Linked DNA regions of Mus musculus: regions 1, 2 and 3 are each linked to region 4. A link is a loop called in an ENCODE intact Hi-C map of the cell type or tissue named here. Cell type or tissue: heart. All regions are shown on one strand. Links, peaks and the distances in the headings refer to the core of each region. The heading gives the core; the rest is flanking DNA. Region 1 holds the start of Dusp11 (dual specificity phosphatase 11 (RNA/RNP complex 1-interacting)). Region 2 has its middle 22 kb from the start of Tprkb. Region 3 holds the start of Sfxn5 (sideroflexin 5). Region 4 holds the start of Pradc1 (protease-associated domain containing 1).

Region 1 (7,866 bases), core at 1,787-6,786, 510 kb after region 4:
AGGGAGGCAGAAATATTATAAGAGCTCAAGGACCAGGAGGTCAGCTGCAAGATTATATTTCATATGAATGTCAAGGAAGGCTACAACAATGAAATGTCAACACTATGAGTGCTTACACAAGATCTGAACAGTACCCATCAGCTGCCATGCCAACATGGATGGGAGGAACTGCAGAGGGCCCTACCCCTGGATAAAGAACTACAGGCAATTAAAAATGTCTGAGAAAGGGAGAATTACTCTTCAGATATAAGTACCGTCAAGTGGTCAGCCTGAAAAAAGCCACACACACAAGCAGAACTACACGGACTCAGCAGGCTGCATTTGTTTACTTGCATGTACATGCAACAATAATACAGAGTAGGAGGCTATGGATGTGAAGGTGGGGTAAGGAGAGGTTAAAGGAAATGACAGAGTTCTATTTTAATTAATTTAAAATTTAAATGCATGTTACATTGAGCTACTTCTGTAAGATACCTAGATCAAGGAAATTCATTGTAATAAAGCAGATAAGAGGTTTACTAGGGGTCTGGCATATAGGAGAAGGGAGAATTAATGTTCAATGGTTATAGAACTTTTGCTGATTAAAGAGACTAATAATAATTACTACATATTATAGTTTAATTCATGTCGCCAACCTAGTGTGTATGTGTTTTGCATTGCTGAAGACTTATGTAGTCCAAGGTGGCCTTGAGTTTGTGATCCTCCTGTCTTAGACTCCTAAGATCTGGGATTATAGCCATTAACTACCATCCATGCCTGGCCTCCAATCTCATTTCTACATGAAATTAGGAAAACTATTTGCTCTTCTTTAAAAGTTAGTTATTGCTACCCATGAATGAAGTTTAGTCTTTGCATCAGCATAGGATGAAAACTGTTAAATTACTATGAATTTTGGGTTTTTTTTTTATTCAGTCAGAGGGCCACTTACCTCTACTTTATAATAGCGCTGAGTATATGTTAAATCGATTATCAATCCAAGTTCTTCATTTTGTTCTTGTATTTTATTAAACAGATCCAAAGGGGAAAAGCATTCTTCTGGCATAAGCTTTGCTTCAAATTTCTGTCAGAGAGTGAAGAGAGAGCAAACCCACTTGAAGCCCTGTAGCACACGATGCACTTACCCAGCCCCCTGAGGTGAGGACAGTGAGACTCAAGAGCTGTTCCTGTTCCCCTGGAAGCTCGCAACATCTCTCCTCCATTAGTGGGAAGAGATGCTCACTTCAATATATACATATTCCTGTGTTTGTGTCTCCCTGCCTGAAAAACTTTAGAATGTCCTATTCAACATTAAATAGGTAAGAAAACAAAAAACAAATAGAAACTTGTTCCTATTTGCCTAAGCCTTAAAATCTCAATGCAATTCACAAGTGAACACCTCCCTCCATTCTACTGAATTTCCAGCACAGCAACTACCATATCAAGACAGTGAATACTGAATGATCTAGCTTAGTCAGGCTGACACAAAATATAACACATTATAATTATTCTTGATTGAGAGCCAGCATTCTCTCAATCAAGAATTGATATTTCTGAAAAGATCCTAAATTAATTTTCACTTACTTTTTGCAAAGGAACTTTGAAAGCAATGAAACGAGTCCCAGGCATCCGCTGCCCAACTGGGAGATAGTCTTTCCACCTGTGAAACAGGGTATTTGTTAGTCAAACTGAATGCCAACCTTGTCTCCAAGAATAAGGCTCCGAGATACTGGGCACCTAACACATACAGAATGTCTCTTAACCTATTTATTCCACACAAGTAGCAACCTACTATGTTTCTTTCTGTCTCCCCATCTTGAAAACAGATACAAGACAACAAAAGAGCACACAGGTCTCCACAAACAATATCTAAAACCTAGAAATGCCATAGCAGAACAGCCTAACAAACCCAGCCTCGTGTCAAATACTAAGGTAATATTAGACATGAAAATAGAAGGGGGGTTATGACGGAGTGGGAAGGGGGCTAAGGGAGGGAGGGGCAACAAGAGGCAGAAAAGGAAAGACAAATAGTGTATATTTCCCCTCCTGTGTGGAATCTAGTTTTAAATATATAATGTACATACATATAATATACATATATATAATATATACATACATACATATATATATATATATATATATATATATATATATATACACACACACATATTTGAGACATGAAAACTGTGGTGAATTATTTAGGGGGAGGAAAGAAACTAGCAAAATGTGGGCAGGAGAAAGGGGAAGGTGTATGTGTGTGGGTGAACATGGGCAAAGTAGAATGCCATACATATAGAAAATATCATCATGAAACTCATACTTTTTATGGTAACTAAAACTATTAACCAGCAAGGAGTAATGAATGCCTACACACTGGCTGACAGACCTCAAATTCAATACTTTCACTGCATATTGTTTTTAGTTTCCACACCAGTGAATCAACTCAATATGTAGAAATCTCCCAGTTCTTACAACCCGAAATTCAGTTCAATCAGAAGTCAGTGTGGAGAGTCACAGCTGAGTTGGTCTATGGCCATGAATTACAAATAAGTCCGGTTCATTCACATCCCTGGAGTAGAGAGTGAGCACAGAGTGGTGACAGACTGGAGACATAGTGGGCCCCAGAGCAATGGAACCTAGTGTGACAGACCATGACAAGAAGTTGGCTTCTTATTCTTTTTTTTTGTTTTTATTTTTCAAGACAGGGTTTCTCTGTGTAGCCCTGGCTGTCCTGGAACTGCCCCGAAGGTTTTTATTCTTAAAGTCAAGCTTTATCTTACATCTATGAGCTGTCTCACAATTACTACTTGATATTTATCTTGCTTTATCTCCACAAATAAGCAATAGCTAAAATTATTTTTAATTTTTAGTTAACAATTTTATATCCAATAGATAATTTAATAATGAAATAAGCTACATTAAAATATCAATAAACAATTTATTTATAACTTACTTATACTTTACTTAGTAATTAATAGTTAAATAGTTAACTATAGAAGGTATGTTAAAAATGGATTGTCCAGTGGACAGACAGCTGTCTTCTGCAAGCTGTCAGGCAAGTTCTACACTGGGATGATGTTGGAGGTTAGCTGACAGGATCTAAAGATATCCACTCTGGGAAGGGAGAGAGGCCATCACGTCCATCCTGAATTTTAGATAGTGCTCATTTGTAGACATAAAAAAGAAGTGCTTACTGAAGTCCGGGAAGTCGGGGCAGAGCATTCTGTCGATCCTGAGTTTTAGGTATTGTTTATTTGTGGAGATTAAAAAAAAAAAAAAAGGATTTGATGAATTCTAGGAAGGGGAGAGGCCGGTCTAGCCACGTTTTTTGTGGAGATGAAATCGGAGAGGGGAAGCAAACAGCCGCAAGTAAAGGGTTCATTGCACCAGTGAGCAAAATCCTAAAACTAGCCCTTGGCCCAGGCAGGGTTAACTCCCTCAAAGGACACCTCCGCTTTCCGAATCCTGAAAGCAAGAGAACCCCTCGAGCCGGTACCGAGTGAAGGGTGTCGACAGCTCGGGCCGGATCCTGGCACAGCGCCTACACAAGCAGAAGCCTGTGGCTTCGGAGATCAAGGGACGCCTCAATACAGGCAGCCGCGCCCCACCGCGCACTTCCGCCCAGGCCCGAGCTCCACAGAGTCCTGTCGGGACAGACCCAAGACCCCAGAATGCGGGGTGGGGAGGTGTGGTGGGGTTCGGCGCGGAGGACCCTGGGAGGCGGCGGGGCGCGAGGCCAGGGAACACTCGGAGACTCGAGGCCACCGAGGCAGCCGGAACGCCAAGCCCGGAACCAAAGCGCTTACCTTTCGGGGATGTGGTTTCTGCCCTTCTTCTTGGGTGGGGCACAGGCAGCAAAGTCCCGGCCCCGTCCACGACCATGTCGGCCATAATGCTGGTTCATGTGGGCGCAGAGATGCCGCCCACCCAACGCCAGGCGTGCCAGAGCGGCCAAAGTGGCGACTTCAGGGAGGCCAGAAGAGGCCGCGGGATCCAGAGGCGCCCGCAAAGGAACGCGACGCGTCGACGTCTCGCTAGGGCGCATGCGCCTTGCCCCGCCGTGCTGACGACACACGTCGCACTGAAAGTAGGGTTTGTCAGCCTGCCTTCGGTTTCGACTGTGCTGCACTTAGCTGGAGGCCGGTTTTGTAGCTATGTGAATAATTGCTAGCGCTGTAAGACCCCCGATGCTGGGCCTCTGCTCAAGTCCTGGGATGAACTGGCCAACACCCCAACATCTCGAGAGAAAAGATGCACCTGATGCAAACTGCAAGAGGTTTTATTATCAGCTAGCTGAGGAGAAGTCCCTCTGTCGTGCAGGGCAGAGGAGTTCAACCCCGAGCGGTGACATTAGGGGACTTTTAACAGCTAGCTGAGGAGGTAGGAGGAGTTGGGAGGAGAGTTGGGAGGAGTTGGGAGGAGAAGTGGGAGGAGTTGGGAAGAGCTCTTCTGGGCGTCCTTGGTGAAATTTACAAGGCAGGAGTGGGGAGTGAGTTCTTTCTGAATTTTTATCTCCGTGTCCTCGGCACAGGAAGGCAGGCATCTCTGGTTGTACAGTATAGAAACAAAAAGGCTTTTTGCTGGCTATAGAGAACAAAGAGCTTCTTTCTAGCTGTATTTTTAAAGATCAGGGAAAACAAGCTTGGGGAACATCCAGGGGCTTTACCTTCCAGGGAGAAACGCTCTAAGTTGGGGTCTCATAGCGCCACCCGAACTGCTCCAAATGAGGAACAGACAATCCAGCCCCAACCCTCTGATCCCTGCATTCTTCGTGAACGTTGTCAATTGTTTACATTTTGTATATACATGATATTTGCTTTCACACGGGTGTATCTTTTTTTTCCGCCAAAAAGAAATAAATCAAAAGTTTTATACAACATATTTCTCCTTATTTGATATATTTAACATATTTCTCCATCCATATATGTGTGTATAGTGTCACAGGCAGGGAAACATACATATTCTTCCTAATTTTGAATGACACAGGACACTTATTATAACCAACATAATTAAAAATACCAACTTTTTTTTTTCTTTTTCGAGACAGGGTTTCTCCGTGTAGCCCTGAATGTCCTGGAACTCACTCTGTAGACCAGGCTGGCCTCGGACTCAGAAATCTGCCTGCCTCTGCCTCCCAAGTGCTGGGATTAAAGGCATGCACCACCATGGCCCGGTCCAACTTTTTTTTTTAAGATTTATTTATTTATTATATGTAAGTACACTGTAGCTGTCTTCAGACACACCAGAAGAGGGTATCCGATCTTATTACAGATGGTTGTGAGCCACCATGTAGAAATGAAATTGCTGGGATTTGAACTCACAACCTTCAGAAGAGCAGTCGATGCTCTTAACTGCTGAGCCTTCTCTCCAACCCCCCCCCCAACTTTTTTTTTTTTTTTAAACCATTCCAATATTGAAATTCCTCTACCTGTTTGGAGTTTTTTTGTTTTAAGGTAAGTTCTCATTATGTAATGCTCTGTGATCTGGAACTTGCTTTGTAGAGTAACCTACCCTTGAAATCACAGAGATCGGCCTGCTCCTTTTTCAGCTCTAGAATTAAGGGTATGGGCCACCTTAACCTGATTGGAGTTTTTGTTTGGTTTGGTTTGTGTTTCTGATCTACTATTACAGAAAACACTGTGGTGTGAACATTCCTATAGGTGTATACTGCATCTGAATACCTAGACAAGAAATTACTGGGATGAAATACACTTTTAAAAAAGCAATTCATTCTATTTGTCAAAAATGCTGTCAGCTCACCTTTCCATCCACAGCCAGTTTTACTGATATCGCTTTGCCAGGTGTCACAATAGCTGTGGACATCATGGCTTTATATTTTAGCAAGCACCAAAAATAACCCTGAAATAAAAGAGGAGCCCAAGTCTGAAGTTCCTACACAATCTCAGGACCCGTGCTTGCCGGGGACATCTGAATCGTACAAGTGGAAGACCAAAGTACAGGGAGGTCATCTGCAGAGAAGTGGACTAAGTCCCAGATTATAGAAATTTATGACAGCAAATTTTAAAATAAGCTTAAACTTTTAGTTTGAAATTTCTAAATGTAGCTTATATTTATTTTTCATAATATTTACAATAATTGTAAGGTGAGTATTCTGACAATAATGCTTGATAAGTCAAAGTGTAATTGCAAGATACATACTTTTTACCTCTGGATTCTAATGCCTGCAAGGCTTATCCACATTCTCCTATGGAGTTGTCTGATGGGTTTACACCAAATAAGTCAGTGGAGGAGGGCAGGAAAGACAAGAGGGGCAAGCTAACGTGACAATAATACAGTAGCACACCAGAAGGGCAGAGGGGCTCCTCTTCACATAAACATCGCAGAGGCAGGATGGAATGTAGGGAGGTGAAACCCAGAAAGATTGTTGAATGGAAATTTGAAGTAGTCATGGGGATTCAGAGTTGGCTGTTTCCTGCTGAAGGGAAGCAGAGGGAGTTAAGAGACTGGAGAACAAAGCTTGGAATGGTTTAGACATAAAAAATAATTAAACAGGAATGAACAAAGAAGCCTTGTTCTCAGTAAGAGCCCAGCTAGGAAAAAACTGAGAGAAGCTCAGCTTATTTTGACTGCCATGAATCAGGAGGACAAAGCAGATCGCCCCCTCTTCCTTTTCCACCTAGCAGACCAGAGCATTTCCCTGGCGTGATCTGGGGAATCAGGGTGGGGCCAGTTCATGAAGCTCCTTGGCCTGCCTTCCTTGGTGGATCAGACATAGCTGGCTGGACTCATTAAGAATTCTCAGCTTTTGTCTTCTCAGACCTATCCAACCCGGGGCAGCCTTCTTGTCCAGTGTTGAGTTATATACCCATATTGGGCAGCTAAGGATGATGCCTGAATCGGTCTCGGTGATGTGTTCCTCCAAATATAAACAGAGAGTATGTGGGATGTGGTTCTGGGAGAGCAAAATGGCTCTATGGTTGAGACCTGTTTATAAATGAAAGAAAATCCACTAATTGTTTTAACTGGCTCCCGGAAAGGCTTCCTTGAAGCCCTATACTCTGAAGAACAGAATTTGCTCTTTAAAAGATATGGAAACAATGTTGCCTATTTTCTAAGAAAAGACCTCAAGAAGTCTGAATTTGAGGGCTGGAGAGATGGCTCAGTGGGTAAAAGCACTGACTGCTCTTCTGAAGGTCCTGAGTTCAAATCCCAGCCACCACATGGTGGCTCACAACCATCTGTAATGAGATCTGAGGCCCTCTTCTGGTGCGTCTGAAGCTACAGTGTACTTAGGTATAATAATAAATAAAATTTGTGAATGCAAAGACCTCTAGAGCAGAATGAGATATGTATGATCCTTTCGCTGGGCTTTGATCCTTTCACTGTGTTGCTCCATTTCCTCTGAATCCAAACTCTGATACACAGAGCTCGCAGCTCTTGGAAGTTTATTTCTTCCTTCTGCTGCTTCTCAGCCCTAGACCCCAGCATCCTTAAACATCGGGAAGTGAGTTTTCCTTTCTCATGGTTGCTTAGGTGCTGAGATAGACTTGGGTATGATAGTTACTTACTAAATTAATGAGGGTGCCTGGCCTTGATGCCTTTAGCTTCTGGCTCCTATCACATTGTAGAAGGCATGCGTTGGGATCCTGCCTAGCTGAGTTGTCTCCTATGTCCCTTGGTAATATTAGAAGGCTGTGTGTGGTGACTGTTGGGTTATGCACAGCCCTCTGATAAGTGTCTCACTCACAGCTACCTAAATGCCAATATCTAAGCTGTTTGTTTAAGCCAAACTCTCCCCAAGAGCCACTTTGCATTATGGTCTCCAGGTCACAGATGTCCCCGGTGCCAACTCTGCTTCCTTTGTGTTACTCCAGCTGGACTTGCTCACTGGATTCATCTGCGTTGTCATTGCATTGGTGTCTTATCTTC
Region 2 (7,616 bases), core at 1-5,000, 490 kb after region 4:
GATATTTGTTAATCATAAAGCACAGGGTCATAGACTGGACAGCAGGTCGGCCGTGTCCATTCACCTCTGAACTCTGGGCTAATCATTTTTTGAGAAAAATAGGATGTGGTTGCCCATCTGCTTCACCCTCAGGGGAGGCCTGCCACGCCGCTTACTACTCCCCTCATGCTGCAGCATCTCTCTGCCCTTTTTGGAAGTCAGCCGAGTCCTTGCACATAACTGCTCAGAGTGGCCTGATGTCAGTTCCTCCCACAGCAAGAAGGTTCTTTCCTCCGGACTTTTCTCTGTCTGTGCTGTTCCTGGTCCTGATAAAATGCATCCTAAAGTTTCCCATGTTGCTCTCCTGCTCCTCCTCCTCCTCCCCATCAGCCTTCACTCAGCCATCCTGTCCTTTTTCATCCCCAACTATGCTGCCATCCAGATGGTGGGTCCTGGACAGGGACAGCTACAAGAGTTCTACCGGCTGCTCTGAGCTTGCGCATCATGCTTCTCACATCAGTTAGCTGAGCTGTTGCTTCCCTAAGACAAGCAAGGACAGCTTTCTCTACCGGCTGACGCTGTGGAAGGGAAGCTCTCTGCCTTTGCCCCAAACCCTGACCTGAAGACCAATGAGAACCGTGCTATCCCCATTTTTTACTCAGGCCCACTGTAGCCTGGCAAGCAGGTTCTCTGAAAGAGGTAGAGAAGCTATAGCGGGTCTTTTTGAGGGACTTCTGAAGCCAGGGGAGAATGGAAAACCCTCAGAGCTGTAACAAGGACCAGAGAAGATGTTGAGATGTCGGGATGGAAGTAGTGAGGTTTTTCAGAAAGGACACCCAGAGCTTACACCTCAGGAAAGGTTGGTCTCCTGAGCAGGGATGCTAGAGAGGCAGGGATGCTGCTGAGGCTGGACCATCTTTGAGAAAGCAGGGTCTTTACAGGAGAGACTAACACCAGCAGGGGCCTGGTTATACAGGACCTGCACACAGTCCAGTAGTGCAGACATCCCGTTCCAGATGCACGTGAGGGAAGCCATGAGTGCCTTTAGCTGGGAAGCTGAGTGCCAGGTGTGATAGAGGCGCGTGGATGGCCCTGGCAAAGCAAAGGTCCTGAGGTGTGCAGGCTGCACGTTAAAAAAGTCCCCGGCCAACAAGGTGGCCTGGAAATGAACAGTCAGTACTGGCTCCCAGGAGGAACCCTGTCATATAGCTAAGTTAGACATAAAGACAAACACGATTCTCAATTACTCGAGGGCTTCTCTGTCCAAAACACTGTGGGCCTAGTAGGTTTATTGTTTGCAAGAGGAACTTTTTTTCAGTATCGACTATCAGCACTAACAGTGCGCCTAAGATTCATGTGACCTGTCCATTATGACACAGCCCAGATAGTGAAATCTATATCACCTTGAGGTGCGTTTAGGGCAGAAATGACAAGGAGTCAGCACCATACAGCTAGGGATACAGCTTCATAGATAGGGACCAGCCTGCAGCCCAGCATCTAATCCACGGGTTTTCAACCTTCCTAATGCTGTGACCCTTTAATACAGTTCCTCACGCTGTGGTGACCCCCAACCATAAAATTATGGTAGTACCACTCCATGACTGTAATTTTCCTATTGTTATGAATTGAAATGTAAATATGTGTTTTCTCATAGTCTTAGGTGGGCCCTCTGAAAGGATCTTTCAACACTAGAGGGGGTCACAGCCCACAAGTTGAGAGCCACTGATGTAGGCTCACCCAACGTTGGCTCTGCAGATGTGTACTTACACAAAGCCCCAGATTCAATCCCCAGACTGCCTTCCTATCCCCCCAGACCAGACCTGTAATGCTGATAGCAATGGAAACTGCAAAGGCTTCAAATTAAATCACATGAATGCAAAATGTGTGAACCACAAAAGCACAGCAAAACCGTGGAATTTTTCTCTCATTTAAGCAAGACAGAGAGAACTTATTAAGCAAAAAAGAAAGCTTTTGGTCACTGAAAGGTGATCCAAAATTGTCGACTATTTTATTGTTGTAATTCTTTGGATTTTGTGAAGGTTTTATCACGTAGCTCAGGCTGGCCTGTAACTCAACACACCTCTTGTTTCTCCCTCCTAAATACTTGGGACTACAGCCATGGAGCACTAACTATAGTATTTTTTTTAAAAAGATGTATTTATTTTTATATGAATTGGAGTTTAGCCTGCATGTAGGAGAGAACCAGATCCCCTGGAACTGGAGTTAGAGACAGCTGTGAGCTGCCGTGTGGGTGCTGGGAACTGAACCTGGGGCCTCTGGAAGAGCAGCCAGTGCTCTTAACTGCTGAGCCATCTCTCCAGCCCCAACTATAGTATTTTTAAAAACCTGTACACAAAGAAAAAATATTGAAGAGAACAAATACCAAAGTCAAATGTTCATTTCTGACTTGCTGGAATTGCCTAAGATTTTTTAACACAAAAGGGGCAGGGTCTATTTGTAAATAGTTTCCTGATACACAATATCAGGCCACCAATATACAATTCTAGCCTATCGCAGTGGTCACAGGGTCCTTCAGGAGGAAGTCAGGCTGAAGCTAAAGCACTAACTTTATGTCACTGGGACCAGCATGTAGAGTCTGGACCCTGCCTGACTCCTCTCCAACCCGGATGGCATGGCCTGCCCTCGGCTTAGGCTGGTCAGGCTTTCCAACAGGGCGTCCCTACTACCCTCAGGGCTTCCTGCCTGGGTCCCTCCTGCCAAGGCCGCTCGCTGGCCCCGGTAAAGCCTGGGGTGGAGGCGACTCCGCTCTCCGCCACGCCTCCCTCCCAGCGCTGGGCCTGGCTGTGGCTGTGCGGTCCGCACGCGGCTCCTCCAGCCTCAGCCTCGGGCATCGCCTGCAGGGGGCGCCCCGGCGCGCGCAGCCGAGCGGCCTTCCGTCCGGAGCCGCGCTCCTGAGACCATGTCGCTCTCCACCGGGGCTCGCGACAAACACGGGCAAAGGCACGCGTACTTCGCCCGCAAAACTGTCCGCAGGGAAAGAGGTGGGGCTCCGGCTGGGCGGAACCCACTTTCATTTTGCCGCACGGCTTAGATGATCGTTCCCCGGAAGCAAACCCCTCCACGTCCAGAAGCGCTGTCTCTGCCCAAGTGGAGGTCAACATCGGGAGAGTGCTTCCTTCCGCTGACTCCTCCCTGGGAGGGCAGAATGTGCCAGCAAAGTCTAGTTAGAACCTTCCTGCGGGAGGGATCCTTGGGTGGAGACTGGAAGTTGAAGTCAGGTTGTAAAGTCTACTGATGGTTTATGGTAGATGTTAATCACTTTCTTACTGTGATAAGAAGAGTATTAACCTAAGCAAAGTGAGCACACTTTTTCCATTACTGGAGAACCCACGATCAGTTTTCACTTTGCTCCCATCAGTCACTGGAAGCACCCCTGGAACCCAGAGCCTCCCTCAGTGACTTGCATCCGGGACTTACCTAACAAAGTTGATCTTTATATCTAGAGTGGGTTAGGAAGGTCGTGTGTGATCCTTGAGCCTCCCAGGCAGACGAAACGTGCCATAACTTGTTTTCTATTTTCCTTGGCTGGCGTTTGTCTTTTATCAGTATTTTGTTTGCATGGCATGGAAGGTGTCTGGTGATGCGTGCAGTAAAGACAACGGGAAAAGTGGGAACGCCAGGCTGCCAGTGTTGCTCTCCTAATTAGGACAGTGGAGAAAGTACACCAGAAAGGGCTGTCTGAATCAGTGACTGGAGGAGGTCGGCAAGGGAGAGCAGCACTTCGGGCAACAGTTTTAGAATTCTGAGAAAACTGGCTTGCAGGCTTACAAACCGTGAGTGGAACCCTGAATTTTATGCTAGTAGGTAAACACTCTACCACTGAACTACAACCTCATTTTGCTTTTAATTTTTACATTCATTATGACATGAGCCTGGCACGGTGGTACAGTCTAACCATCTGTACATCTATACAGTATGCATCTATATGGACTGACATCCAGAAAAAGTAATGAAGAAAACCTAGTTAAAAATGCATTATAAGCACTTAACAAAAAACAAAATAAAACATGTCATAGGAAAAAAAAAACAAGTCATATGAAAAGAGACTCAACCTTAGTCATGGATGAAGTAAAAATTCAAGAAAAGACATTCTACACAAATAGATTTATCTTAACAGAAGAAATGTAAAACTAGTGTCAAAGGACTCAGCTTCATATATTGAAGTTCTCTGTGTAAAATGATAAAAGCACTTCACAAAAGTTTACTGCTTTAGAGTTTTGAAGTGAGGGTTCCTGTGGAGGTCAGAGTGAAAGCCAGGTGTGAGTGGAAGCAACAGAAGGAGCTGCTCGTGTTTCGGTCCATGGAAAGGTCAGCTTGGTGCTAGCAGTTACAGGAGGCGTGAACTCTGCTTTATAGAATGTGGATGCTGGACACAGAGCTGTCATCTTTGACCAATTTCATGGAGTACAGGACATTGTGGTAGGGGAAGGGACTCACTTTCTCATCCCTTGGGTACAGAAGCCAATTTTCTTTGACAGCTGCTCTCGACCACGGAACGTACCATCACTAGTAGCAAAGATCTGCACAACGTCAACGTCACACTGCTCATCCTCTTCCGGTGGCCAGCCAGCTTCCTCGTATCTACACCAACATCAGCCAGGACTATGATGAGCAGGTGCTGCTGTCTTATCACCACGGAGATCCTCATGTCAGTGGTGGCTTGATTTGATGCTGGAGAATTGATTACCCAGCGAGAGCTATCTCCAGGCAAGTGAGCGATGACCTCACAGAGCAAGCAGCAACATTTGGGCTCATCCTGGATGACGTGTCCCTGACACATCTGATCTTTGAGAAGGAGTTCACAGAGGCAGTAGAAGCCAAACAGGTGGCTCAGCAGGACGCTGAGAGAGCCAGATTTGTAGCAGCAGAAGGCGGCCATCATCTCTGCTGAGGGTGACTCCAAGGCAGCTGAGCTGATCGACAACTCGCTGGCCACAGCAGGCTATGGCCTGATTGAGCTATGCAAGCTGGAAGCTGCTGAGGACATTGCATACCAGCTCTGCCGCTCTGGGGACATCACCTACCTGCCAGCAAGGCAGTCCGTGCTCCTCCAGCTTCCCCAGTGAGGCCAGCCGGGCCACGGCCTCCATCATGCTGAATGATGCCTTCCTTCTGCCCTACCCCAGAAATAACGGCGAAATTTAATGATTGGCTTAAAGTGAAGGAAATAAAGGTAAAATCACTTCTGATCTCTAAAAAAAAATTGAAGTGAACCCTGGGGATTGAAAAAGTGTTTGCCTTGCAAGTCAGATACCTGAGTTGGATCCCTAAAACCCACATAAATAAAATAAAATAAAATAAAATAAAATAAAATAAAATAAAATAAAATAAAATAAAATAAAATGGCAGAGTGGGGGGGCTGAAGAGATGGCTCAGTGGTTAAGAGGACTGATTGCTCTTCCAGAGGTCCTGAGTTCAATTCCCAGCAACCACATGGTGGCTCACAACCATCTGTATGTAATGAGATCCGGTGCCCTCTTCTGGTGTGTCTGAAGACAGCAACAATGTACTCACATATATTAAATAAATCTTTAAAAAAGAAAAAACAAAACAAAACAACAAAAAAAGGCAGAGTGGGGTCCTGGAGTCCTGTTGTGTGCGTGTAATCCCAGCTCAAGTAAGGCAGAATCAATGGAGCCCCAGGGTCACTGGCCAGCCAGCCTAGTTTACTGAGCAAATTTCCAAGGGCTGCAAGACCTGTCTCAACAAGAGATAGAGCATAGTTTGGAGCTGGGTGTGCACACCTTTAATCCCAGCACTCACGACAGAGGTAGGTGGATCTCTGTTAGGTTGAGGCCAGCCTGTTCTTCTTTCTTCTTCTTTCTTCCTCCTCCTCCTCCTCCTCTTCCTCCTCCTCCTCCTCCTCCTCCTCCTCCTCCTCCTCCTTCTCCTTCTTCTTCTTCTTCTTCTTCTTCTCCTTCTTCTTCTTCCTTCTTCTCCTTCTCCTCCTCCTTCTTCTCCTTCTCCTTCTTTCTTCTTCCTTCTTCTCCTTCTTCTCCTTCTTCTCCTTCTCCTTCTTCCTTCTTCTCCTCCTTCTTTCTTCTTCTCCTTCTTCTTCTTCTCCTTCTTCTTCTTCTTCTTCTTCTTCTTCTTCTTCTTCTTCTTCTTCTTCTTCTTCTTCTCCTTCTTCCTTCTTCTCCTTCTCCTCCTCCTCCTCCTTCTTCTTCTTTCTTCTTCTTCCTTCTTCTCCTTCTTCTCCTTCTTTCTTCTTCTTCTCCTCCTTCTTCTTCCTTCTTCTTCTTCCTTCTTCTTCTTTCTTCTTCTTTCTTCTTCTTCTTCTTCTTCCTTCTTCTCCTTCTCCTCCTCCTCCTCCTTCTTCTTCTTATACATAAGTACACTGTAGTTGATTTCAGACACACCAAAAGAGGGCGTCAGATCTAATTACAGGTGGTTGTGAGCCACCATGTGATTGCTGGGATTTGAACTCAGGACCTTCAGAAGAACAATCAGTGCTCTTACCCACTGAGCCATCTCTCCAGCCCATCTTTTTGTTGTTGTTGTTTTTTTTTTTTTTTTTTTTTCAAGACAGGGTTTCTCTGTGTAGCCCTGGCTGTCCTGGAGCTCACTTTGTAGACCAGGCTGGGCTCGAACTCAGAAATCCACCTGCCTCTGCCTCTCAAGTGCTGGGATTAAAGATGTGCACTACCACTGCCCGGCTTTGCTGTACTTTCTGTAGCTTCATACATAGACACATGTACAAATGTAGTTTTGATTTTATTGCTGTGAAGACACACTGTGACCATGTCAACTCTTACAAAGAAAAACATTTATTTGAGGCTGGCTTACAGTATGAGAGGTTTAGTCCATTATCATCATGGCAGTATGGCAGTATGCAGCAGACATTGGTACTGGAGAAAGAGCTGAGAGTTCTACATCTTGATCTTCAGGCAGCAGACACACTGGATGTAGCTTGAGCATAGGACTAGGCCTCAAAGCCTGCCACACATCTTAACAGTGCCACTCCCTATGGGCCAAGCATTCAAACCCATGAGTCTATGGGGGCCATACCTATTCAAACCACCACATATACCAAAGCAAATTAAAACACCTATAATGTATATCAATTGTATCTTTAAAAATCATTTCAAAAGCACAGTGAGACAACATATCTTTTTAATTCAAAATAGCTAAATTTTGAGTTAGAGACAGCTCAGGAGGTATGAGATGGAAGGTGGGGACAAGTGGATCTCTGACACTGGCTGGCCAGTCAGCTTACTCAGGCAAGCTCCATGCTAATAAAACACCCTGTTCCAAACACAAACAACTCCCATCCCCTGCAAAACAATGTGGAGCTGGGTATGGTGGTACATGCCTTTAATCCCAGCACTCCAGACACAGGCAGGCAGTTCTACACAAAGAAACCCTGTCTTAACCAACTGTAGTGGCTATTCCTGATTGTCAACTTGACAATATTTGGAATGAACTACAATCCGGAATTGGAAGGCTCACCAGTGAACCTTATCTGGAGGCTTGGAGATCCTTATCTGGATCTTGGTTTGAAGATCTTGAGCCATAGTGGCTATGGATTCCAGAAGATTGAATCTCCGAGTTTAAGGAACACACCTTTAATCTGGGCTATGCCTTTCATCTGGGATTAAAGGTGTGGTGGAACACAC
Region 3 (7,866 bases), core at 1,572-6,571, 120 kb before region 4:
GCCTCCGCCTCCCATGTGCTGGGATTAAAGGCGTGCGCCACCATCGCCAGGGAACTGAACTCTTCCCAAGCAAGAGCTCTTAACTACTACACCATCTCTCCAGCCACCAACTTTGATTTCTTATTTTTGGCAAATGTCCATTGGCCCTGTGAGATATTAAAGGACCCTGTGTGAAAGTTGTGCAGGAATTCTAGATTTTAACTTATGTAAATTCTTACAGGATTTCATACCCTCACCCTTTTTTTTTTTTTTTTTAAGTTTGTAAAACAAACCAGGCTGGGTATGGTACCTGAGGAACAACAGCTGAAGTTGTCCTCTGGCCTCTACACACAGGAGTACACAGATGCAACACATACGCACACACGCACTCACTCACGCATGCACACCATACACAAACCCTTATTTTTAGATATACCCACTCACTAGCTAGTAAGTGAAATGTCAGGATGTTCAGATTTGCTTCAAAGCAATTCGTTGGCTAAGAATAGGGAAGAACACAGGTAAAATAAGGTTGGTCTTAACCCGGCAAAGCTGCAGTTGAAAGATGAGCAGCCAAGGGTTAGAAAATGAAAGGCTGTAATTTGGGGGTTGAAAACCTCCAGAATAAGGAACACTGACATAAAGAGATCTCTCTTGGGTCTTTAGTACCTCTGTCCTACCCACAGGGCCATGTGCAGCACTGACCTGCCTCATTGGACCTCCTGGTTTGCTTTGAAAGTCTATAAAACATTAACTCAGCAGCCAGGTGGTGACACCACCTTTAATCCCAGCACTCAGGAGGCAGAGGCAGGCAGATCTCTACATTCAAGGCTAACCTGGTCTACAAAGTGAGTTCCAGGACAGCCAGGGTTACGGAGAGAAAACCTGTCTTAAAAAAAAAAAAAAAAAGTTGCCAGTAAATAAATAAGCCTGGACTCTGGAACTTGGCTGCCTGGGAAGTCACTGAATCTGTGAATGGCAACGTTATTACATGAAAACTAAAGGTCATTGTACCTGTCGCAAAGGGCCGTAAAATTTTCATAAGCCAATATTCAAAAAGGGGTAGGGGACTGTTGGCCATCATCAACATCTTATGGAGAGAAAGGCAGCCATAGACAAAACCAATCCATCACCCTTTTCCTACCCTCTGACCTTGCTTGGTTGCTGCCTCTCCCCTGCCCTCCTTTACAGAGAGACCTTTGATCAGGGAGGTGAGAAAGGACTTCCAGAGCCAAGTAAGACCTCAGTTCCCAATCCTACAAAAAGCACTAGGACTAGGGCTGTAGCTCAATTAGTAGAGTGTTTGCCTAGCATGCACAAAGCCTTGGGTTTGGTCCCCAGCACCCATAAAACTAGGTGTGCTGTTGGAACACCTGTCACCCCTGTGCTTCAGAGGTGGAGGCAAGAGAGCTACAAGTTCAGGGTCATTTGTGACTACATAGGAAGTTTGAGGCCCAAGGAGACCCTGAGGATTGGGATGGAGCTCTAAAAGTGGACCATGGTTTATGACACACTGTCAACAGAATCTTCTAGGTCAGTGAGGTCCACTATCAGCAGTCATTAGACACCTACTGTGTGCCAAACACTGAGAACAGGACCCAGGATCCAGAGGAAGATAACTGTGCCCAGGCAAAGAATGTAGCTTCGTTGACAGAAGACTTGTTTAGCATGTGCAAAACTGGATTCTACCTCCAGTACCACATAAACACCGGGGCTGCTCATGTCTGGAGGTAGAGGCAGAGGGTCAGATATGCAAGGTCATACATGGAGAATTTTGAGACCAGCCCGGGGAAGGAACCTGTCCACTCAGAAGAATGTGGCAAACTACTGACTTTAGAATTTTTTCTTAAAGACTAGAACAATTTTGTTGCCATCTTCCAAAATTCCTAAGGAACAATTTAGATACAATTTGGCCAACTGCTGAAATCAAAGGCTTGTAGCTCAATTTCATTCAATTTCACAAACCCCATAGGAGACCCCAGCCCCACTCATTCACAAAGCTCTGAGACACACCTCATCCATCCAGACAATCTGTTAATGTGATAACCTAACCTAACAACACCGAGAGAAGGTAGGCACAGTCCCTGATCCCATATGATGGAATGGAAGAAACATGGTAACAAATAAGCCAAGGGTGTGAGGCTCCTTCGAGGAAATGATGATTTGTGGATAACGTAGGGATGAAGAGGTGCTCAAAAAGAATTGAGAGCAAGAGACAAGACATGTTCCAGTGGGTAGCCCAGGCATGGGAAAGAACAGGATAAGCCCGAGGGTTAAAAACTGCTAGAATGGTGTAAAGAAGGGGGTGAGTGGGGAGTCAAATGTTAAGGAGTGGGCCCTGAAAAACTTTGGGTCCCTTCAGATGTGAGGTCTAAATCTCACAAATAGAGGAAAGCAGTGCAGGCTGTTAAAGACTGCTGCATGGATGGGAATCACCTGATCAGACCTGCACTGTTGGGACTCTGCCATAGAGGAAAAGGAGGAGCTGGGAGACGGCCAGAGCAGGACTGGAAACCCAGGAACCTGTCGGAGGTTCCCATGTCGGCCAAAAAAATAAACGTGTGGACTGGGTTAGCCTTGGAGAGGGAGGCTAGGAGAGCTGTGGGGGAGAAGGGGAGGACTGGGAGTAGCAGAGATGAATGGAGGCTTAAGACTCTAGTTCTTGGGTGGCAGGCTGAGCTGTTTGCAGAGGGAGGAGCAGGTGTGGAAGAAACAGACGTTCTCAGCACCGGTGACTCAGACCTGCTCAGCACCCTTTCTTATCAGACCACTAGGATGCCAACATTGGAGGCCTCTGCAGAGGCCACTGCATACTCCACAGATGTGAACAGCTGCAGAAACTAATCCTCCCCAAACACACTCCACAAGAGTGAAGAGCCCAGGGCAGGAAGCCAATACAAGGTACTCAGTAAATGTTGGGTAGATGGATGACCCATGAGCCATCCAGATTCCAGATACCAGACACCAGACATTGGGGGAAAAGCCCTTACTCAGTTCGTGTTATTAAAAACCCAATTGCCTGGGGTAAGATCAACAACCACTTTTTATCCGGAAAAGGACCTAGGGAATACTTTGGAAGAGTAATCTGCATCTGCGAGGCTCCCACTGGGGGGTTCAGAGCGGAGTTTGGCGTTCTTGATAGGACAACTGGGGTGGGGGTTCCAAAGACAGCAAGTGTTTCCCAGTCGGGAGTGCAGGCTTACTTAAGGATGCGTAGAATGGGGGTGGGGACAAATGGAGGATCACTCAAGGTTAGGCACAAACACCCCTGACAGCGTCTCAATATTTGGTGGCATTTTACACTAGCTGGGACATTAAGTCTCTCCAGATTCCTCCATGCAGAGACATGTCTATTTTTGAAAGAAAACAAGTCCTATTTTAAAAAACTCTAGGGACGTATTCTCAGAAAGCTTAGTTCGACGAAGTTGGGGGGGGGGCTGAATTCGGAACCATTCTCACTTCTAAACCCAGCCACATCCCACCTTTGTAGCATTTTCTTTCTTCCTTCAAAGTTTTCTCTAGCACATCTGCTGTCCCCACTCCTGGCAAGCCCAGGGTCACTTCAGCTCTGGAAGCAGTCTGAGGGTCTGCGGCGTAATAACTAAGCTCCCATGCTCCTGGCTCACAGACCTGGACCTCCGGTTCCATGGCCGAGTTAGTGATACCCGGGTTTCTTGGGTTGGCGTGTCCCCAAGTAAGGTTAATCATAGTCACGGTGCACCCTGAAGAGCCCAAGCGGGTGTGGATGGGGGCCAGCGCTGCGCAGCGGCCGGGAGCAGCGCAAGTAGGACTGGGGCGCACTTGGGACCCTTGGGAGGAGAGCTCAGCTTCGGAGAATGACACAGCGTTTCCCCGCACCGGGCTCTCTCCGCGTTGTCCCAGCCGCATCCCCGCAGAACGCACTAGCTGTCCGGCTGGTCTCATCACTGAAGCCCCAGGCCCCCGGACAGAGATCAGGTCGCTGTACCGGTGCACGCGGTCCCATCCTAGGGCACACGCAGCACCTTGCTGGAGGTTGAGGAACCGGAGCATGACCATGGGGCGTGCCCAGGGAGTTTTGCCCGGAGACTGTCCCGCAGCTCACAAGAAAGGTCAGTCCCACTCGGGGAGAAGTTGAGGAGCATACCGGCCACACCACCGGCCCATGCATCACAAGACGGGAACTTTGCGCCTAGGGCGCATTTGCCAGAGCGACCCCTTCAGAGCCGCTCGGACCCTGGACCGCGACCCGCGTGGCCAATCATCGAGCGACTAGGACGGGGGCTGTGCCAGGGCGCGGGCATCCGCGGAATGACTGTGCCACCCGCCAATAGGAAACCAGAGAGGGAGACCTCGCCCATCCTGTTGCCCAATAGGAAAGGAGCGGCTACAGCCAAGGTCCCCGCACTAGCTGTAGGCTCTGGTGGCCGCGGGTTGGAGACCCTCGAGCTGAAGTGACTTTGCAAGAGATTTGGCTCCGTGCCCTTCCCTGTGTCTCCCTTCCACCCGCTCGTCGCATCCCGAACCTCACCTGCTGGAAGCGGGGCTTGCCCAGCTGGAAAGGGGGCGCATCTGTGGAGGCGTTCGGGGCACTGGCCGCCGCGGACGCCGCTGAGGCTGTGGTTGCTGTATCCGCCATGGCCACTGACGCCCGCAATCTCCAGCCCTTTTAAAATGTCCCTCCTCGGCCCCCGCCACAGTTGCCTCTCCCGATTGGCCGTGAGCAACCGCAGCGAACCGGGCGCGCAGGGGCTTCTGGGGAGTGTAGTTTTCCCCTGCTCTGAGCCTGACAACCTCAGACTGCAGAGAGTTGCACCCACGCAGACCTGGTCTTAGTTCCTACCGCTAAAGCAGCAGGCGTTTGCAGTCCTGAGAATGTATGCAAATGCATGTGCGGATATACGTGTAGGCCTGAGTCTTAGGACAAGGAACCCCTACAAACGCGGACACGACCCGGGATCAGACAAGCAAGGACTCCAGGCAGAGTGGGGTTAATTCGGATGGCCTTCAGCAAGGAGTCGCACTGCGGGATTTTCCTACCGTTTCTTCTATCAAAATCCTGGCTCCAGCCATTCTGCCACTCTCTGAAACAAGCCATGCTCACGCTGCTGTGACCCTTTAACATTCTGCTCATTTTTATCATGGCCTGAGGCGATTCTTTTTATAGGTTCCGCATACGCGTTCATCCGTTCCATCAGCCTACTTCCACAAAAATCCGCTTCCGGATTTTGTACCACGCAGCACTCTCTTGCCTCCTTGCATGTAACTCAGGCTAGCCTGGAACTATGTAGCACAGGCTGGCCTCAAACTTGTGATCCTTCTTCCTCTGCCTCCCAAGTCCCAGGATTACAGGTGCCAGCCAGCAGACAAACCATGAGCTTAAATATCTTTCCTACTGTATGGTGGGGGAGGGGGATGGATAAATCTTCAGTGCAGATATAGGAAGGTTGACACTAGGTACTCAAATGCTTTGGGTGACTTAAATATCCAGAGCTTAAGCATCCTGAGACCCTACTTCTTTTGATCTAAGGAGGTTTGGTCCAAGCCTAATTACTGAGGACCAGCAACAGGGGTGCACCAGGAGCTGTAGAGAATACCAAGGTAATAAACACCTCACCCCCACCCCCTGCAGAATGGCACCAAATGGCAACTGCAGCCCCAGCTAAGTGGTGTGGTTATAAGCCACACTGGGCATGGAGAATGGGGAGTTGATGGTTTCACCCAGGACATAACTCCTTGACTCTAGGGGAGCCTCTGTCTCATGGTGGGATTCAGAGCTAACTTGGGGTTGCCCTCTTGTCCTTCTGGACACAGCATGAGCCATTGGTGGCCCAAGGGCTCATTCACTCACTGATAGCTGACCCACATGGAATAGAACTCACAAATGACCCAAAGAACAGTTCTTATTTTTGGTTTGTATCCTACCTTTCCTTACTGAACTCAGTGGCTTCAGGACAGAAATCACAAAACTTGCCCTCTTTATCCACTCCCCCCACCCCGCCAGGCCCAACACTCAGTAAATATGCCTGTGATCAGTGCCCGTGAGCACAGGCATCCTAGGCACACGGGCCATGAGGCAGTGTTGCCTGTGATTTCAGAGCGGTAGCTCTGTCACCTGAGAACCACACTGCCCTCTCCCACAGGCGGTCTCCTTTGTCCGCTCATTTCAAAACAAACACACAAGCTGGCTGCGGTACGTGATCTTTTTATTCTTCATAAAGTGCTCAAAACATGAAGAACAAGCTCTTTATAGACAGGAGTTTCAACTAGGAGGACAAAGGGCAGAGCAGAGCTGTGCCTGCTTGCTGCCTGTCTGGCTGCACTCTGCAGTATGTGGTAAGGATCAGACAATGAACAAAACCCTGGCCTCAGTTCAGGACCTCTCTGCAGGACACCCCTGCCCTGGCCATGTAGAGAAGCCAAACAGCAAGGATGGATGAAAGATGAGAGAAGGGCTGGGACTAATTAAAGCCCAGAGGAAGACCTAGAAGAGGGACTCAGTTCCTCAAAAGACACCTCCAACACCCAAGGACTGACCCTACCCCCAAACTCTGGGAACTGGTGGCTATTTTCTCATCTCTGAGTTGACCTATAGTTGGTAACTGCACAGTGGTGGACCCCATTGTGGTTCATCTGCTCTATGCTGGCAGAAGACTGACGTCATCCACAGAGAATATTCTCCTGAGGTGTTCTGAGTGAACCCATGACCCTGTCTTTAAGAGACAGCTGGAAAGACGTTACTGCTTCTCCACTGGGCCCAAAGAATCTTTTGTCAGCATCTCACCTCCTTCACTCATACCTTTTGTAATGCACAGCCACCAAGGACCCCCGAGGATGCCAGGGAGACTGGCAGTATTCACAAGCAAGCTAGAAGCTGGACCACAGAGCAGATACCTGACTTCACTTGAATGCACTTCAGCCAAGCCAGGCAAGACAGGAGGGATTGGTGAGCAGGAGGGACTGTACAACAAGGACAGAACAGCTGGAGAGCCACGGGCATTTTCCTAAGCTCAGGTGTCTCCTAAAGCAGAATGAAGCCTCCTGCTTCCAGACAAACCCACTGGTCCAGCATAACTGGGACCCAAGGTCAGACACAGTAAGGTGCAGGATAGCCCCAGACCTACTGTGCACTAGATTTTTTTACCAGGATGCTCCAAATAAGGGTCAAGGGAGGACCAGGAAGTGGGAAGGCGGCTTAGGACACCTCCAAAGCAGGTTGGCCAGAGCCTTAGCTGAGGTACTTCTCGGGGTAGTAAACAGCGTGGTCCACAGCCCCCTTTCAGGACCCTCACAGCCGTTTTCACGTGCTCAACAGGAGGGAGGGGACACCATGGCCAGAGAGACATCTACATCCAGAGGCTCTTGTCCTCACCCACAAAAGGCACGTTTAATTGGTTTCCAAATGTTCTGAGCCCACAGCAGCACAGTTTTGGCATCTGACGAGTGTTAACAGACATGAATGGAGGCCTGGTCCACAAAACATGAGCAGCCCCAAACCCCAACCTGGAGGGTTTCATGTTAGGGAGGTAGGGAGGACTGCAGGAGAAAGAAGTCATTCCCTCTGTGCCCACCCCACCTCCCACCACTACTGGGACATGGAGTGGGAGGGTCTGAAGAGGGGCAGGGGGCAGCTGAGGAATAGGCACATACCACCACCACCACCACCACCACCCCCCACCACCACCACCACCCTGTGTACATGCTCTAGACAGAGAGACAAGACGAAAACACACAGGCTCCTTGCTCTTAGGGTATAGGCACAAGGCTGAAGTGTAGGTGCCCTGGTTGTCTACAGTGCACAGAAAAGCAAGCAGCTTAGTTCCCATCCCTGTCCCAGTGGCCTAGGAGACCCTCCAGGTGCCAGAAGGCAATGGAGATGAAGAGTTGGTCAAGAGGAGAAACAAATGA
Region 4 (7,866 bases), core at 1,670-6,669:
TCCACGGAGGTTGCAGTAGCTCAAAGGTGGGGATACTGGTGACATTGACTGGGATAGAGATGATGGCCCATGGTAGCCCGTGCTGTTCCAGAGAACGGCGGATCATGTAGCTGGGAGGGCATGAAGAGCAGTATAGCGTTGGTCACTTTCTCAGCACCCAACACTGCCCTCTGCCCCAGTTATGCTGGGAGTTCCAGAAACTCAGAACTTTTTTGCCCTCTGACTGGGATATTCAAGATAGGGCTTGTGAGAGGGTACTGGTGATTGTTTTTGACCCCCACCAAGTCACAACACCCAGTGCAGCATGGCCAGCCAGAAGCAAAGAGCCCTCACCCATCTCGGCCGAGCAGGAAGAGGGCAGGAATGTCAGCTGTGCGTTGAGTACTATCCTGGATCATCTCCACGTAGAAACTGTCATTGTCAACTGCATTGTCCGAGATGATCACAGCCCGCCCACCATGCTCCTGTACCACCCTGGTCTTAGAGAGGAAGGAGCAGCCCCTGGAAGAGGTGGTGATGAGATCAAAAGTCAGGCAGGTGCTAGCTGCCCCTCCCTTACACCCTCTCTGGGAGGCTGAAAGGACCATAGAGAACTTGTATTGAGGTTCATCGGTACATAGCTGAAAGTAGACAAGACATTTCTTAAAGATTTGTAAAGGATGAATTATTTAAAAGTCTACATTTCAAAGTACCATAAGCTGTAGTCAGAATCTGCCCTTCCCCTGTGTCACGCCGGCCCACTCCTTACCCCCTTTCCACCAGAGCGATCTGGTCCTGGATAAAGAAGCCGTTGCTGAGTTCCCCGCAGGCCTCTGGAGGTTCAGCAGGGACGAGGTGAATCTGCTCATACCGTGTGTGCTGAAAAAACGTTTAGACGTTTGGACAAATAAGAGTGTAGGAAAACACTTTTTGGAATGGGCTAATAACATCTATTGGTGCCTCATAACGAGTGAAGGAAGGAAATGGAGTGGTTTCTCTGTGGCTGAGCACCTGAGCATTTTAATCTGATTCTCACAAAGTCCCACCTGACCACTCAACCTCACCCTGTGCCTTTCTGAGAGGGGAGCTGGTTATAACCCAGGGACAGGGGGAAGTAGGTAGAACTGACAGTAGGTAGTTGGCCCTTGGTTTTTTAATAAAGGCAGCCCCTCCCTGGTTTTTATAGTATGCAGGAGCTCCTGGGAGGCAGAGCTAGATTCTACTTCTTGCCCTGTTCCAGCATAAAAGTGGGAAGAGGGCCACCATACTAAATGATGGCAAGAAGGTGACTGAAGATCAGAGATCTGGGCATCTTTGAACTTACAAATATCCCACCAAAGTCCTTGGCAGGTGTGGCTGTGAAGATGTATCGAATATCCCCAGGACTCAGCACTTGGAAGTATAAGTAGTCATGGATGCGTAAGCCTAAAGGAAAGAGTGTAGATGAAGGCCTCTCTGAATAGGCTGATTCAGGTTTGGAGTATGGACTTCTTTTATGTCTTCAACTGGGTGGGCTATGGTCTGGGGCCAGAGACCCTGGCATCAGCTGACTGAATCCTTAGGGAGCGTGACTTTTGTTTTTAATTTTAACTTATTTTTTCAGAGTCTCGCTATGTAGCCCTGACTAGCCTTTGATAGCCCCGACCCTCACCCTTAGTGCTGGAATTAAAGGTGTGTGCCATCATACTCAGGAATCCTCTTTTTTTTTTAATGGTCTCATACTGCCCAGGCTGGCTTTGGACTAGTTTTGTTTCCTTGGTGGGCCTTGAATCCTTCCTCCTGACTGCCTCCCAAACATGATGGTTACAGGCATGCATCACCATGCCCAGCTGGAGAGCTGGTTTCTGCACTGGAAGGCAGACCGGATGCAGGAGATTTGTATTTGTTGCTGCTGCTGCCACAGCAGGTGAGCCACAAAGACCTGGAGCTCTTGGGTTGACATCCACCTCTTACCTGAAGAAGCCCTAAGAGTTTCAGAGTGGACAGGGAAGCCCCCAAGTTTCTAACCAAAACTTACAAGTTTGCTCTGGTCTCACCAACATCTTCTAGATCAGTCACTGTCATCTCTTGTCCTGACCCAACCTATCTAGCCTTGCTTCCATGTCTTCTTTTTCAGATGGGGGTTTTGCTATGTGGCCCAGACTGGTTTTCAACCTTCTAGGCTCAAGCAATCCTCCTGCCTCAGCTTCTCATCTGCCTTCATTTTTTTTGTATTTTTAATTTAAATTTTATGTATATGTGTGCTTTGGCTGCATATATGTTCATGCACCATGTGTGTGCCTGGTGCTAGCCGAGTCTGTAAGAGGGTATCAGCTCCCCAGAAATGGAGGGACAGACAGTGGTGAGCTGGGACCTATGGAAGAACAACTAGTATTCCTTTTTTTTTTTTTTTCCTCGAGACAGGGTCTCTCTGTATAGCCCTGGCTGTCCTGGAACTCACTTTGTAGACCAAGTTGGCCTCGAACTCAAAAGATCCGCCTGCCTCTGCCTCCCAAGTGCTGGGATTAAAGGCGTGCACCACCACTGCCGGGCACAACTAGTATTCCTAACTGCCAAGCTGTCTGTCCAGCTCTCTGCCTCTGTCCACCTGCCCCACTGCAAGAGCTTCAATGTCCCCTTCACCTACTAAAGTGTATGCTGCTGTTGGCTGTGGTGTAGAAAGCCCTGCCTGATTTGACTCCTATACCCACTCCACTCTTGTTTCCTCTTTCCCATGTTAAAGCTGTACTGGCTTTTCAGTGTCTTTATCTTTTTGGGTCTTCCTAAAAGTTTACCTGTCATTTCTCAGAAAGATGCTGCCTTATCCTTCCTCCACCCATTCAAAATATACTTTCTCCCAGCTAATACTTCCTCTGTAATTATGGTGGATTCATAATATTCTATGTCAGCTTCTTTCATCGCAGCAGTGATTCTAAGTATGTGGCTTTTTAAAAAAGACTTATTTATTTTATGTGAATACACGGTCTCTCTCTCTTCAGACACACCAGAAGAGGGCATCAGATCCCCATTACAAATGGTTGTGAGCCACCATGTGGTTGCTGGGACTTGAACTCAGGACCTCTGGAAGAGCAGTCAGTGCTCTTAACCACTGAACCACCTCTCCAGCCTTAAGTATGTGGCTTTATACAGAGATGAATCTCCAGTGCCTAGGACACAGTGGCTGCTCAGTAAAGGTTACTAAACAAAGAACTCTGCCCAGCTCTGCTGTCCTGAACAAGAGAATGGCCAAAAAAACCACGAGAGCTTTGCTAGGATATTTTTTCTCAGTTGGATTTGAGTCCCTGGATTCTTTAAACTTGCCAGAAAGGCAAGTAAATGTTGATGGATGGAAGCTCAGGTCTGTTAGTCAATCCAATTGCTGTGTCTATAATTGATCCTGTCTATGGTCCAAATTACAGCTCAGACAGAGCTAAGGGGGCTTGCAGCTTTTTGTCCTGAGTGTAGGTACACTTCATCAGATGGATAACCCCCCCCCCCCCCCAGGAAGCCTTCTGGATTAACACCAGGCAACCCTTTCCACAAGCACACCCCTGTCTGGCATTTGATGTGCTTATCTAATAAGCTTCGGGTATATGCATGTGTTCACTTAACGCGTAGGTGTGTACATTTATGTTCGAGTTGTGTAAGTGGGTGCCTGTGCGTGTGAGCCCATATGTGTGTTCCTGCCTATAAGAACGCTCACATCCTCCGTTCTGGATCTCTAGCTGTCACCAGGGTCGCCTTCAGTGGGAGGAAAGCTGAAAGCTCTTGTTTCGACGGGGAGGGGTGGGGTTGTCAGGTTGTGCCTACTCACTGACCCGGGAACCAGCATCCACCCGCTGCAGCCGTCTAGTCCCTGGATCTGGGCGGCCCAAACTCGCGGGGTCCCCAAGGTGACCCGTGGCCCCCAGCCCGGGAAGCGCGCACGCTGGATTCCCGCCCCGCCCGCCTGTCCGTCGCCGCTCACCGTGGGCCGCGACGCACGTGGGCAGCCAGAGCACGAGACAGCACCAGCCCGCGGCGCCACGGCTCATCTCCAGGGCCCGTCCCGCCGCCGCCGCCGCCGCCGTCCCGCCGCGATCCCTCGCCCGACTTTAGCCTGACAGCTGCCACGGCCTCCCTCAGGCCCGCTCTCCGCGCCGGTTGGAGCACAGAACGGAGGCCAGCGGCTGATTGGCCGCCACGCCTGTTCGTGTGGCCGCACTTTCCTCCTCTGCGCCCTAGGCCACTTCCTATTGGCCAGGAGAAGTGGAACCGGGCGCTGATTGGCCAAAACTCTTAATAGCAACTGCAGTTCGCGGCCCCGCCCCCGCACTCCTCCTTATAGACGCGCCTCCCGGAACCTGCGGTGGGCGGCTCGCGGGGTTGCGCGGGATCCACGGCTCTCCTCCCCAGGCAGAGACGGGCCTCGCGCGAAGGGGCAGGCGGCACGGCGCCGCCTCGGCCGATAAGGGGCGCTACAGAGCTAGAAGCCGACCCGAGCAAATTTCCTGCGCCCGAGCGGGCCGCGCACCTGTGACCCGGGACACTGTTCCCAACTTCCCAAGCTACCTGTGAAACTCACGGAGCTCCCTCGCCACGGAGCTGAGCAGGTGCAGTGAGATCACTCACCTAAGGTGCTTCTCCTAGCCGGTGTTCAGTACTGATAGCTCATTGCACGTCTACCATGGCGTCTGGGAGCGCGGGCTGAGGCGGGACCTTACCGCACCTTACAAACCAAAAGCACTGCGAGACTCGATGACCCCCGCCAAAGCTAACGCGAGTTCCTAGAGCGTCCCTGGACCTCCGACTCCTCTAGCCGGCTACCTCGGGAGCTAACCATAGAGTGGCGGAAGTGGTCCGGCCCCTTCCTCTCCCGGGCTAACGTCTCGCCAGAAGCTTCTGGGCATTTCTCCGGCGCGGAGCATTGTGGGCTTGGGTGGGCGGCCCCGAGGCGGACAACTGACGAGTTGCGGGTACCTGAAGCCGCTTCCAAGATGATGGTGAGTGTCTCTCCGCGCATCCGCTGCCATCCACGACCCTGCGGCCCTGGCCCGCCATGCGGAGTGTCTACAGTGGCTCGTTTCCGCTCCCCGGCCGGAGGCGGCCTTGATCCAAAACTGAAGCTGTTGGCGAGAGCCGAATGGGGCTCGCGATGCCGCTGGGCCTGGAAACCATGGATCTCATGGTGCTTGGGACCACAGACCTCTTGTTCAGCCTGTTCCCCGTAATGGAGGCTTGGGTTTTCGGAACCGAGTGTGTGTTGAGCTCTGTACCTCTACCATAAGGCCGGGTTACATCGCCCTGGGAGGTGCGGAAGTGAAGGCGCGAGCTTCTAGGCGCACAGAGGCAGCGTGAGGGTCTTTAGGTTGGGCCAAGTGACGCCCTGCCTGGCATTGTGGTCGTTTACGTTCCCGCATGTGGAAAGACAGAATCCTTCGTTCCTGTTGGAACCTGTTCGTTGGGGGCATTTTTAGTTCTCCCGAATGTACTTGGTGCTGGAAAAGGGCAATTGATGTACACAGTACCAAAGATGGGACGACCTGAGTACTTTAGGCAGGAGAGTCTCTTAAAGGTCTGCCTGTAATCCTCCTGCATCACCCTTTATCCCCGACAGCGTCAGATACCTCCCCTGTTCCCCTGTGATAAACCTGAGTTGTTAGTGAGCAATGTCAACTTCCAAGACAGAATCCTGTGCGTTTGGCATCAGCACACTCGTTAAGTTTTGCTTTTTAGTGTCAATCCTTTGTCTGCCTTTTGCAGCTTCTTCCTATGCGTAGATGCCAGACAGACTTGGAAACCTGTAAGGTCCTCCCTCTGCTACCAAATTACAGCTTCTCCTCCGAAGGAGTCCCTACAGAAGCATGTCCATGCTCCCTGACCCCTAGCGCTTGAAATTGATTTGGTCGGCGAAGACCAGAGCTGAGGCATAAATCCATGAGTCATATGTGCTGCAGTAAAATATGCATCATTGCTGCTGATATGACCAGTGGCCCAGCATTGGCCAAAACAAGTAGCAAACCTTTTATCAAAGGGTCCCAGACCATCACATTTGGGTTTTACCTAAATTGATGATTCTTGTTTCTGCTGCTGTGCTGCATACTTACAGCTTATGAGCTGCTGGTGACTCTTGTTTCCTCCCATCTTGCTGTAGCAGTTCTGGGATTACAGATATATACCACAATGACAGACTTGTAATGAGTTCTGGTGCTTAGGCTTATGCATCTAGCAGCTTTACCCCTGAGCCACTTCCAGGGCCTCCTCCAACTAATTGTTTAATAGATAGTATTGACTTTTGTTTTATTTAGTGTATGTGGGTGTTATGACTACTGTGTGCCTGGTTACTATGTACATGTAATGCCCATGGAGGTGTCAGATCTCTGGAACTAGAGTTACAGATGTGGTGACCCACCTTGTGGATGCTAGGAGTGGAGGGAACCCCAGTTCTGGAAGAGCAGCCAGTGTTGTAAGAGATTCTTCCAGTCAGTCCCTTAAACGATCTAAGGAAAATGGAGAGGAAGATTAAGACGAAACACTAAAGCCTTTTATGGTTCTAAGGGTACTAAGCCCTTGTGAAGGAACAAGAAGAGTGAGGTGGAAAGTAAGGAATGGTTCTAGGCAGTACTATTGCCAAAGAATGGCAGAAGGGGACCTACCTTGTAACCATAGCTTGGCTTACTGTACTGCTGCCAGCCTTATTTTCCCTGTGGCTGGCCTTGATATCACAGCAGTCCTCCTGCCTCCACCTCCCAAGCACGCACTGGGATCATAGCTGTGCACAGCCATGCCTGGCTTTAGATCAGTGGTTCTCAACCTTCCTAATACTGAAACCCTTTTATATAGTTCCTTGTGTTGTGGTGACCCCCAACCATAAAATCATTGCATTGTTGCTTCATGACTAATTTTCTGTTGTTATGAGTTGTAACATAAATACCAGTGTCTCCATGCCTGTTAAAGGGCCATTTGACTCTAAAAGTGTCACAACACACAGGCTGAGAACCACCGCTCTTGACTGTCCTAAGGTTTGTTCCAGAAGGACCATGAGACTGTGGGACCTTTGGGAAAGCATTTTCCTTCTAGATGGAACTAAGGAGTGCCCCCCAAAATGCTGAGAGTATAGAGAAGCCCTTTCTTGTCACGAGACCCTGGATACTCTGGGAAAAGGAAGGTATTTACTCTTCAGTATATGCCTGACACTGATAGAGGGGAGTTTCCTGACCAGCATTCTTTTCTCGTATGCCAGTTTCATTGTTTTTATTACTTTGTGGTAAATTTGCCTGTAACAAGTAATGTATAGAATTGGGATTGTCTAGTGTTCCTGGCTGGACCTAAGAAGCATATATACCCCTTCCCTTGTCTTTCTCTTTCTCTCTGCTAATATTCTCCAAGACTCTACAGCCTAATCTTTTTATAGTTCTTCTCTTACCTCTTTTATACATAACCAGTCTTAGTAGACTGATGCATGCTCTCCAGCATATTCAAACCTTTTGTTTCAGTGTGTGTGTGTGTGTATGTATTCATATTCATGTGGACATGTGTGGAGGCCAGAAAAGGGCAGTGGATTCAGTCTTGGAGATGGAGTTACAGATAGTTGTGATGTTCCAAACCAAACTTTATCCTCAGGGAGGACAGGAAGCCTCCTTAACTGCTGAGCTGTTACTCCAGCCTCAAATCTATTTTTACATTTCACTCTTGATACCTTTTCTTTTTCTATTTCTTTTTCTTTTTCTAGACAAGGCTTCTCTGAATAGCCCTGCTGTCCTGGAACTTACTCTGTAGGCCAGGCTGGCCTCGAACTCAGAAATCCCCTTGCCTCTGCCTCCCAAGTGCTGGGATCAAAGGTGTGCGTCATCACTGCCTGGCTTGATACTTTTTCTTAGACCAATACAACTTCATTTACTACTGCTTTTAATATTTCTTTGATTTAAA

Evidence for each region. Hi-C counts contacts between places; a loop is a spot of excess contacts. Peaks named below come from ENCODE experiments on the same cell type or tissue, not always from the same donor. Only the 100,000 strongest peaks of a DNase experiment are listed, where the experiment ranks them.
Region 1: a loop joins it to region 4, with 5 times the contacts of the local background. A loop is called at or near these places in 4 of 42 quality-filtered maps.
Region 2: it touches region 4 in a loop (2.4-fold over the local background); 2 of 42 quality-filtered maps call a loop at or near these places.
Region 3: it touches region 4 in a loop (2.7-fold over the local background); 2 of 42 quality-filtered maps call a loop at or near these places.

What each region holds. Positions count from the first base shown.
Region 1 is chr6:85,957,656-85,965,521 of GRCm38, forward strand. It overlaps Dusp11 (dual specificity phosphatase 11 (RNA/RNP complex 1-interacting)), which reads right to left and starts at 4,012. Exons shown (of 9, transcript NM_028099.4): 1 at 3,783-4,012; 2 at 1,561-1,636; 3 at 929-1,060. The coding sequence starts at 3,880. In heart, for the core only: no CTCF peak of the experiment used is centred there; DNase peaks (open chromatin) are centred at 3,586, 4,016 and 4,316; H3K4me3 peaks cover 2,875 bases; H3K27ac peaks cover 1,751 bases.
Region 2 is chr6:85,934,155-85,941,770 of GRCm38, forward strand. It overlaps the pseudogene Gm7542. Among named protein-coding and RNA genes, the nearest start is that of Tprkb, 22 kb to the left of the region's middle. In heart, for the core only: a CTCF peak has its summit at 2,867 (motif pointing right); a DNase peak (open chromatin) is centred at 2,957; H3K4me3 peaks cover 1,336 bases; H3K27ac peaks cover 1,524 bases.
Region 3 is chr6:85,328,819-85,336,684 of GRCm38, forward strand. Sfxn5 (sideroflexin 5) reads right to left here and starts at 4,604. Exons shown (of 14, transcript NM_178639.4): 1 at 4,490-4,604. The coding sequence starts at 4,597. Rab11fip5 (RAB11 family interacting protein 5 (class I)) reads right to left here. Exons shown (of 6, transcript NM_001003955.2): 6 at 6,144-7,866. It overlaps Mir705 (microRNA 705), which reads right to left and starts at 7,555; the gene lies at 7,474-7,555. In heart, for the core only: no CTCF peak of the experiment used is centred there; DNase peaks (open chromatin) are centred at 2,613, 3,763, 4,293, 4,643 and 1 weaker place; H3K4me3 peaks cover 2,430 bases; H3K27ac peaks cover 1,930 bases; H3K27me3 peaks cover 1,243 bases.
Region 4 is chr6:85,447,188-85,455,053 of GRCm38, forward strand. Pradc1 (protease-associated domain containing 1) reads right to left here and starts at 4,115. Exons shown (of 5, transcript NM_001163427.1): 1 at 3,926-4,115; 2 at 1,304-1,404; 3 at 749-858; 4 at 334-501; 5 at 1-110. The coding sequence starts at 3,992. Cct7 (chaperonin containing Tcp1, subunit 7 (eta)) reads left to right here and starts at 4,318. Exons shown (of 12, transcript NM_007638.4): 1 at 4,318-4,940. The coding sequence starts at 4,935. In heart, for the core only: a CTCF peak has its summit at 4,412; DNase peaks (open chromatin) are centred at 4,204 and 4,724; H3K4me3 peaks cover 3,462 bases; H3K27ac peaks cover 2,946 bases.